2 separate regions of the Mus musculus genome follow, and region 1 is linked to region 2. A link is a contact called in ENCODE Hi-C or POLR2A ChIA-PET data. All regions are on one chromosome and are shown on one strand. Each heading gives the region's core, a stretch centred on a gene start or an enhancer-like site at or near the end of the contact. The rest is flanking DNA. Distances are from core to core; before and after follow the strand shown.

Region 1 (4,994 bases), core at 1,150-3,649, 46 kb after region 2:
GGGCCCAAATTTTGGAGACATTCTCAGAGTAACCCCAACTGACCTCCCAGTTTTATTCATCCCCAGACCCCATCATGTGTACACCGCCAGCCTGCTGCCTTTGTAGCATTTTATCAGTTCACAGCTCCTGACTTACACACCAGACTGTAAGACCACCAGAACAGGGTCGCATCCACACTGCACTGGCGTACTCCCATGGGAACATCATCAATAAGATGTAACAGAAGAATGCATCAACATGGAGCGCTGGTGATTCACCAAGTCTGTACCAACCCCGGGGTCTTTGGCATAGCCAGTCCTTCTGCCAGCAATTCCTTTCTTCCACACCCTCCTACCTAAACCCATCTGCCTGGTTCCTGCTAACCTCGGGGTTCTGTGACTTAAAATTTCCTCTGGGAAGTTTTCCTGGTTCCCTCCGTCTGGACTGGATTCCCGTCCCCATCATCACACTCTGTGTCCAGTTGGAACGGGGCCACTGGCATACTAGTGATCACTATCTCTCACTTATATTCACCCTCCCGCCCCCTCCCTCCTTCCCCCCCTAAACTGAGAGTTGGTGGGGTGGGGCTGCTATCTGGCTCTGCTCAATGCCTGTAAAGCACCCCCCCCCCCACTTGACACATGGCATTTCCTCAAAACAAGCAGAAATGGAAACATATAGACAGAAGGGCTGAAAGGGAAAGATTTTAAAGGGAGATGAGCTAGAGAGGCCACAGAGGTTGAGTTTTGGGAGAAAATGGAGGGTTTAGAGCTTTGTGGGGAGTGATCTAAAGAAGGAGCACCCAGGCACACCTCCTCTTGTGGCACTATGCTGGGTAGATCTGCCAAATAAGAGCCTCTGAAGGGCCTACGGCGTGTTAGGAAAGAAGACTGGCACCAAGGGGCCATCAGCAAGAGCAGAGGATTTTTTGCACAGCAGCTGAACTCAAGACTCCCTAAACCCACAAGCATGCTAGGGAGGCTGAGCCTGTGTGAACCTCCTCCATACTCAGACCCTACACACCCAGCCCCTTTCCCCACCTTCTCACAGTGGTCCGAGTCGTAGCTAAGGCCCAGGCCACAGTCGTCCGTGATCTCAGACAGGTCTTCATCATCAAATTCTTCCAGGCTTATGTCCTGGGGAGGCCTGAAGAGGAGGCCAGGGTCAGAAGGCCACCTGACCTAGGCTCCTGGCCTGAGAGCTGATCCTGAGGACATTGGTGGGAAAGGTCCAGCTCCCAGGGCCCCCAGCTCCCATGCTAAAGCCGTGTCGTTTTTTGACCCCAGGCACTGCTCTCCCCTGGGTCCCCTCCTCCACCACAGGGAATGAGCCCAGAGGAGGCATCCCTCCACAAACCCCTCCCACTCCTTTTCAGCTCAGCTCCCAGCCCCTGTGGGTCACAGCTTCAGCCTCAGGGGAGATACCTTGAACCAACGGGGGGGGGGGGGGGGAGGGGGGGGAGCTGCGACAACAGGAGAGGGAGGGGTCCAGCTGTTCCCCATCCACTCCTACACAGAAACAGGCCTACATCCAAACATCCAGCCCCTCCAATCCCAACTTCCCCATCTCACCCCCAGAGCTTCAAGCTTGATTTCACTCTCTGCCGTCCTGGGGGGAGGGGGGGTTGGGAGGGAAGAGGGCTAGGGGCAAGGCCCTAGCCTTTATGGAAGGAGGCATAACAAGGCCAAAAGGACACTGGCAGGAACAGACTAGGTGCTGAACACCCTGCCTAAAATCCCTCAAAGGGTCAATCGAGAGACCGCACCCTTGCTAGGTCATCGGTCCTGGCTGGGTGCGGTTCGGTATCCCAACAAGAAAAGTGAATGTGTATCTCTGTGTGGGGGTGGGAAAGGGGGGGGGTTGCCATTGGGTCTGCGCGACAAGGAGCAAACACCGAAGGACCCGGAGCCCAGGGTGGGGGATGGGAGCATCAGTCAGAGGCCTGCAAACCAAGGAGGCGCCCTGGCCTGGGTAGTTGAAGTCGATGGGGTGGAGTGGCAGGCCGAAGAGACCTACGTGAAGATGAGACCCGCCGAATGCGTACCTGCAGCCGGGAGGCGACAGCGAGTGAAAGGTGGAGAGAGAAAACATCTCCGCGCGATCCGCCATCTTCCCTGGAACCGCCGGCCGGCAGCGAGGGGGAGGGGTGAGGAGCACCGCGCGCCCTTGGTGCTCAGGCTCGCGGCCTCTGTCTCCCCACTCACCTCGTGACACGCCCTGCGACACCCGTCGGCGACACACCTCAGCGCCCTGCCAGGACACCGCGGCAGCAAGCCGCGCCGCAGGGGTGAGGGGAGGGAGTGGCGCAGGGCGGGGCCTGAGGTGGGGGCGGAGGAATGGGGGTCGAGCCGAGAAAGGATGCGGGATGCGAGGTGGTGGTGGTAGCGGTGGTGGTGAGATTCTGGTCGGGAGAGCTGGCGGGCGGCTTGCGTGGTCCTAGCGTGGAATAGGCGAGAAGGGATAGGTGGAAGCAGAGACACGCTGGTAGACCAAAGGTTTCTGCAGGAGCCGAGAGAGGTGCGGGGGAAATGGGTGCGGTAGACCCAGGAGCCAGGACCAACGCGGCCCGGGAATGCGCGCCTCTGGTTACAGCGGTGTGCAGTGCTCCTGGGAGGTGGACTGCTCGTGGAGGGGTGATGGGCGAGGACTTAGGAACAGCGTTCATGCCCCGGCAAATTCGAAAAGCAGAGTTGGTCAGGAACCCACCAGACCTCCTAACCCACCAGACCTCCTAATCCACCAGACCTCCTAACCCACCCAGACCTCCTAACCCGCGCTAGACCTACTAACCCGCTAGACTTCCTAACGGGTGGCAGAGGGAGCTGTCCACCCGAGGGTGCTGATCAGAGCTCGTCGGAGCTGTTCTCCACTGGGTGCTGATGAGGTCAAAAGAAACTTCTCCTTAAGATTTGCTGACTCCAGCTATTATCCTGACAGTGCTAATGGAACCGGGACAGTGACTCTGTCTCAAAGGATGTGAAGAGGTCTGGAATCAGAGTCCAGCATTCAGAAGCCAACATTGAACTTTCTCTGTGTGGTACAGACTTGAAGATCCTGGGCAGAGATAGTGGTGGACACTAGAAGTTGAGGCTATGTTCATCAACTGAGCAGCTGTTTCTTGGGGCCACCTATGCTCTTGGCTCTGTTTTGAGTATGGAAAACCTCCAAGTTGAGGCATAGGCTTACTAAGAAGTTCTGTGTAGAGAGGCAGGGCAGAAATGGAGCCAATTGTGAAGTGAGGCAGAAGATCAAAGTAGTGATGGACAAGCTAGAGAAGAAGGGGTAGGGAGCCTCACACTGGAATTAAGTTTTGAAGGAAGAAAGAGACACTAGAGTGTTACGGCTGGAAATCACAGAGCAGAAGGGACTCAGATAGTCAGGTGAGACACCCTGCTCAACCAGTTTCTTAATTTCTGAATTGCCAACGAGTGTGACTTCTCCAGGCTTTCTCGGAATTCACTGGAATTGTACAACCCTGAACTCATCTCAGACTATAACCCCACACAAGCCTCTCTCTTATCAAATGATCACACCCAGATTCCAAAAGCATAGACAACCCCGGGAGGGGTTACCTCCCACTTCTCCTGTGGGGTTTCTCGTTGGCTCCAAGAGCACAGATTCTCCAGACTTAAGATCTAAGAGTGGTTACCCATCTTCATTTAGCCACCAACGTTCCGAACATGAGGCAATTATTCAATGCACCAGAACTCAGTTTCTCCATCTGAATAAAGGTCCTGTGACACACATAAACCCCGGGCACAGTGATTTATTAACAATCACTTAACATCTATCCTTCTAAATGCACAGTCGGGCATAGTGGCTCCTGTCTTTAATCCTGGCATGCAGAAAGCAGAAGCAAGTGGTTCTCTGTAAGCTTAGACTACATAGTGAGTTCAAGGCCAGCCAGGGCTGCAGAGTGAACACACACACACACACACACACACACACACACAGAGAGAGAGAGAGAGAGAGAAATGATGTATGAGAGGGTAGCAGTGACTCGCATACCTTTCTTACCGGAGCAGACTTTGAGAGAGCCTCCTGACCGGCTGGCATTGGCTTGGAGCCCTCTTATCTATCATGCTCAATGTTTCCCAACTTCACTGTTTTAATGTTAACGTTCCCTCTTGCCTCAACATCCATTGCTACTGCAACACTGACAAGTCCCTGTCTTCTTCAGCTGCACGCAGAACATCTCCATTGCTGGTGTTCTGAGGCTTCAATCCAGTGTATCTTCGTGTAGATTTATTTAACATGTCTTCTCTGCCTGAGGCTCACTGGTCTTAATTACATGAATCTCTATTTCATTAGTGAAAAGAATCTGACAAACATTACCTCTTAAGAATATACTTTCCCGCTGTGCGTGTTGGCGCATGCCTTTAATCCCAGCACCCGGGAGGCAGAGGCAGGCGGATTTCTGAGTTCGAGGCTAGCCTGGTCTACAAAATGAGTTCCAGGACAGCCAGGGCTATACAGAGAAACCCTGTCTCAAAAAAACATATATATACACACTTTCCCGTTATATATATACACACTTTAAATACTGTCTCAGAACCAACTACGGTGGTGCATTGCCTGTAATCCCAGCTCTTACTATGCTGAGGTGGGGAAAGCTAAGTTTTCAGGCTAGCCTGAGCTACACAGTGAACCTCTTGCCTCAAAAAACGCAAACAGCAAAATATGGACTCTGCTGCATCCCTTCTTTATTTCCAGCTTCTTTCCCACTAAACTCATGATGGGTTTTTTGTCTCTAGCCTCCAGGACTTCTTAACCTCTTGCTTATGTTTTTCATATCTATGTCTTTCTGGATGATTTTTATTTTAGTTCATTTTCTTTTCAACTGTTTATCATCTGTGGATAAAGCTGTACACACCAGTTAAGCTGGCCAGTGAGTCCCAGACGTGCGCCTACCTCTGCCTCCACAAGCCTGGGACAAGACTCATATATGCCATCATACCTGGCATTTCTGCACGCGTTCTGGGGATCAAACTCAGTACTTCACTGACTAAGCTAT
Region 2 (5,119 bases), core at 1,019-3,518:
GCAGTCACAGCAGGTGACTCAAGCCCTCTGCCTCACCTGTAAAATGTGTAGCAAATCCCTCCTGGAAGAGAATTCATGAGCTACCTAATTTTGTGTTCCTTATATAGAGAACTTCTTGCCCTCTCAGAGCCAACACATTGGATGCTTATTGGCTTCCCTGCCCTGCCCCCCCCCCAGCCCCCAAGCTTCTAACAAGGCTCTCACCCCTACACCAGCCAATATCTGATTAAGCTGCAACCTATCACTGGACCAGCCATGGGCATGGAGCCTGTGCCCACCCAGCATGCCCAGCTCCAGCTCAGGCCCTGAAATCAACTTGGGGGGAAAAGCAGGCTGGGTCAAGCCAGCATGGGGACAGTCAGTGGCCATGGGGAGTCCCCTCCAGGGACTGCCTCCTTACCTTTGTGTGTAGCTTTGCAAACTGCTTGTCATCTATGAGGTTCTGGGCATAAACTCTCCGCTTGTATCGGAACTGCTCAGATAAAGAAAAGGTGGGGAGAAGACTACCACACAGGCCCATGTGAGCAAGAGGTGGCTACCACCTCGGGCTGCTTGCCTCCCTCCTGCCCACAGTGTCACTCCCGCACAGCCATGCAAGTCCCAGACACACACGTACAGAGTGGACAGAAATGAAGTGACAGCTACTGACCACCTACTACCCAGAAACGATGGGCAGTCCAGAGAAGTACTTGGCCAACTAATGGCCTGGTGGGCCCACAGCTCAAGTCAGCTTCATTTCCACCACTGGGACCTGGAAAACTCTACTGCTCTCCCAAGATCTGAAACTAAGCTTCTCCTAGACACTTCCACTCCAAGTAGAAATAACCCAATTCCTGGTGGAAATTCCATGAGGGTCAGACCAACTTTGACCTTGGTGTATACACACACACACACACACACACACACACAGGACGAGCCCTTCCTATTGAGACTAGGTCTCCGTCCCTATGGAATGGCACTCAAATCACCTTTATATGTCACAAATGGTGTTAATATTATTTTGGGCTAACCTCAGAAGACATGGGAGTGAGTGGCAAGAGGAGGCAAATGTGCACACAAGTGACACTGTTCGCACCACATGACCCCTAACGCACTCACTCTTAAACCGCTCGCACCACACACACGCCCCGAGTGCAGTGCATGTGTGGCATGCATGTGCTCATTGTGTGCTGTCCAGATTGCTCGCTGCAAGCGCTCTACACACGGCGCTCACACTGTTTCTCCATGCTTAAGCTGCAACACACCACTTACCACACAGGCAGCTTGCACTTCACCCTGCCCACTGCACTCGAGGTGTACCCACCTCGGTCTCTCAGCACACTGCTCAGGCTGCACACAGCCCCCCACCGCGCCTGTCGCCAACTCCTCCCGGCCTGCCCTTCTACTGCTCCAGCCACGGAGCTCAAAGATCACACCCTGAGCGCTCCATTCCACCCCCACCCCAGTCGGCCCAGCACCTCCAGATAGGGCAGGGGCGTGTCCAGGTTAGGCGGGTAGTCCTGTAAGAGCCGCTCTTCATCCAGGAACTTGCCGGCGCGACCCCGGGAGGGAGGCTGGAATAGCCCGTAGTTGAGCGCGTCTTGAAGGCTATGATTGAGGGCGCAGAGCACACGCTGCTTGGCGGCCCACACGGGCGCGGTTGGGTCCAGACGCAGGCACTTCTGCAGCGGAGCGAGTCGTGAGCCCGGACCTGCGGGCGCAGGGCCCCGCGCCCCGGGCCCCGCTTTGGAGGGCTAGTTGGGGAGCGAGAGCAGGGACCCCGCGCCACCGCGCAGAGGCCGAGGCCCCGCCCCGGGGCTGGGCTTCCAGGGCCCCGCCCCGGCGATGGGGAGGGTCCCGCGGAGGCGGCGGGGGAGGGGCGAGTGGCCACGGCCGGGGGTCCTGGCGCAGGGCGCGCCCGGCGGGGGTCACCGCTAGCGGGCCACACAGGGGTACGGCGAGATCGCAAAGGCTCACCGTTTGTTGCAGGTCCGGGATGCCGACGCGCACGACCACGGCGCTGGCCCCGGGGCCGTCCATCCCGGTGCTAGCGCCCGGGCCCGGACTGTTCCCGGCGGAGAGAGGAGCGCACGGGGACTCCGCGCGGCGCCCTGGCCCCCCCTGACCCCCCGCAAGAGCCCCGCCGACCGCGCTACGCGGGAGGGGGCCGGGGGGGGCCGGGGCCGGGGCCAGCGCGGGGGACAGCGGCTCCGGGGGCTCCGCAGGCGCAGCGGCGGCGGCGACGGCGGCACGGTTTAGCTGCATCGGCCCCGGCTTCGAGCGGCGCCTGCCTTCCCCGGGGGCGGGGGCGGCGGGGGGAGGGGGCCCGAGCCCGGAGCGGAGCGGAGGCGGGGAGGGGGCCGCGCCGGAGGCGGGGATGGGAAGCCCGGGGCCGGGAAACTGGGGTCCCCCGCGGGGTCGGGGCGGCGTGGGCGTGTGGTGCAGAGGGCGGGGGCCGGGGGCCCGCGCCGAAGAGGGGGGGGGTTGGCTGTCGAGGGGGAGTGGCTGACACAGCGGGGGGATGGCACGCCGCGCTTCCGCTGCAGGCGAGCGTCGCAGACCACCGTACTGGGGTGACGGAGGGTTCTAGAGCTGGGTGGGGAACGCGTCGGGGCAAGAGGACCCACAGGCCGACTGAGAGGGAGAGACAAGCAGGAAAATTGGTGACCCGGGGTGGAAATCTCCCCAGTCTGCCGACCCCACTCCAGACCCCAAGGAGGTGGTGGGGTCACCCGAGCACGGTGCTGGGTGGGAGTCGGAGGGCTGCAAACCCCAGGCGCGAGCAGGGCGGAGCTGCAGTCCACGGGAGCTCCCCCCAGACCAACCCTTCTAACCGCGCCCAGGGTGTTCCTCTCGGCCCCCACCACAACCGAGTTTGGGGAGTCTGTCCGGACTCTGCGGGCCTCCCGCACCTTGGGTAGCCCAACCTTGCAGCTGGTCGCCCCCTCCCCGTCACCTTAGCGACAGCAGGCTGGGGGCGCGACCTACGAGGAAAGGCTTAGGGGAGGGGGCGCCACTAGTCTCCACCTGCGGCGGGGAACTGAATTTTAGTTTCACACGTTGTCGTGGCAACGCGGGAGGGGGTGACGAGTGGGCGGGGAGGGGAGCGCTGCGAGTGAACCAACTCAGGCGCCGCCCGCGTGGCGTGCCAGCCTTAGCCCGGCGCTGCCTCGGAAGTGCCCAACGCACGGGGGCCTAGCTCCCAAGGCCCAGAAAGGTGTAGCCCCTGAATGGATGAATTGCCCTACTCGGTAGTGTCTACTGCCTTCCACTGCACTCTCCCGCATACCTAGACTTACACCTCACCCCCTAAAGGCCCCAGAGAGCCACTCATCGGTGGCGGCACAAACTGGACAGCTTTTGTGGAGCAGCCTGGCCGGGAACTCTGCCAGTGGCAGAAAGCATCCCCTTAGCCACAGCCTCTCCTACCTTCTCCGTGAGCAACCCTGGATCGCCCACAAAACTGGCTATTCCTGCGCATCCCAGGAATAACCCTGGACTACCCTGGTCCTATACACGATAGAGCCTCCCCAGATCCCACCCCCTGACCACCTGGGTCACCTCAGAAATGCCCTCACCCCACACAGAACAGTGATTGGCTTAGACTGCCCCCCCCCAGAACAGCCTGCACTCCCCCACGGATCCTCCACTTTCCCAAAATGTTTCATGACTCCATATAGGGCTCTCTGACCAATCGCAACCACACAGCATTGTCCTCCATGGACCACCTGGCTCACTCCCACATCCCTACCCCTTGAGGGAGAGCCTTCTCCCTAAAGAACCTCCCTTAAAAAACCCGCTTACCCGGCAGAGCTGAGTCTCCAGTGCCTCTGTACGTCTGTTCCCTGCTACCCTCAAGCCTGGGTGGACCCCTCCGTGCTTGGGGAAGTGAAGCCCCAGTAGGCTCTGACCTCCAAGCCCCTCCCAAGGTGTGCCTGAGTGGTGCAACTTAGGGTACCCTAGGGCTTAGGGCAGGATGTCAGAGGAGCAGGAGAGGAAAGAGTCTCCCTTATCTCCAGGAAGCACCTTGGGAAGCTCGGGGCTGGGTTTCCTGTGTTCCAACCCAGAGAGGAAACTCTGCTTCCTGACCCTGGAGTCTCTAACATCTTCCTCCCTTGCCTCTTTCCTCTCCGCCTTGACCCCTGCCCCAACTCCCTCTGGCTAAACCCAGTCCCTCCCATCAAAATCTCCACCCATCTTTTATTTCCAGCTCCCCTTTCCCCTAAACTAGCTGCCTGCTGGTGGAAAATGATGGCTAGAGATCACCAGTGATAAGACAGGAGTGGAGGAATCCCATGTCCTCAATCAGGCAGCTGGCCAGCCTTGGGCACTCTGTAGACATGTCCTTGACCTGAATGGACCCAGAGCCCTGGGTCTTACCCTTTCAGGCTTACTATCCCAAACTGGACCTCGTGGGAGCCCTTAAGCCTCCCCTGACCTCCCTTGCTGAGTGAATCTAATTATGTTTGATCTTTGTTGCCAAGCTTTGGGGGGAGAAAGTATTTTTTTTAACCAGCTACCTGCAGACTGACCCCCATCTCTGGCCCCAACTAGCCTTCACACTCCCAGGGTGACATCAAGCCTGTGGCCTGCACAGTGCCTGGCCCACTCTTAGTGAATCTCACAGTGCCCCAGCCTGCTCCCTGCTAAACAACAACAGTAACAATGCCCAGAAACACATGGGTGTCTTTCCCAATGGGTTCCTGGAGAGCTAATTAATAGGATAGAGGTGTTTTAGCAATTATTTTGTTGAGGATAACTTCAGGTTCCTCCTTACCTCTCCCAAGCCACTTGAGCAGCCCCAGCTGCCCTCCCTCAGGCCCATCTGACCCCCTATCTCCCAGGGAAGGTGACAGGACACTGCCTTGGCCCTACCTTCAAATGCCAGGGTGGTTTGCTTATTCCTTCCTTTCACCAGGGCCAAAATTCTGGAAAGATCTTATTTTGGCTAGCCACACACTTCTTCCCCTCCTCCTGGTGCACTTTCGGTTACACAGCTTCAAAAGACTTGGGGGTGGAGAAAGATTTGTAACGAGTGCAGGGCATGTGGATGGGATTGGGAGCAAATACACAGCAGTCGTCCTCAGCCCCCTGTTCCTGCAGCTGCCCCCAGGCCACTTCCATGGGTCCACTACTTAAG

What was found. A loop is a pair of places that touch in the nucleus more often than their neighbours do. ChIA-PET counts read pairs that join two places held with the same protein, here RNA polymerase II (POLR2A).
Region 1: a map of left cerebral cortex shows a loop between it and region 2 (6-fold over the local background). The contact joins the promoter of Mapk8ip2 here to the promoter of Shank3 in region 2. A Hi-C loop is called at or near these places in 5 of 37 maps with a recorded cell type or tissue (gastrocnemius, heart and left cerebral cortex). POLR2A ChIA-PET finds 5 or more read pairs at or near these places in 1 of 5 experiments (embryonic stem cell).

The regions. Positions count from the first base shown.
Region 1 is chr15:89,451,316-89,456,309 of GRCm38, reverse strand. It overlaps Mapk8ip2 (mitogen-activated protein kinase 8 interacting protein 2), which reads right to left and starts at 2,399. Exons shown (of 12, transcript NM_021921.3): 1 at 2,025-2,399; 2 at 1,021-1,126. The coding sequence starts at 2,089.
Region 2 is chr15:89,496,757-89,501,875 of GRCm38, reverse strand. Shank3 (SH3 and multiple ankyrin repeat domains 3) reads right to left here and starts at 2,268. Exons shown (of 22, transcript NM_021423.4): 1 at 1,957-2,268; 2 at 1,458-1,661; 3 at 401-472. The coding sequence starts at 2,244.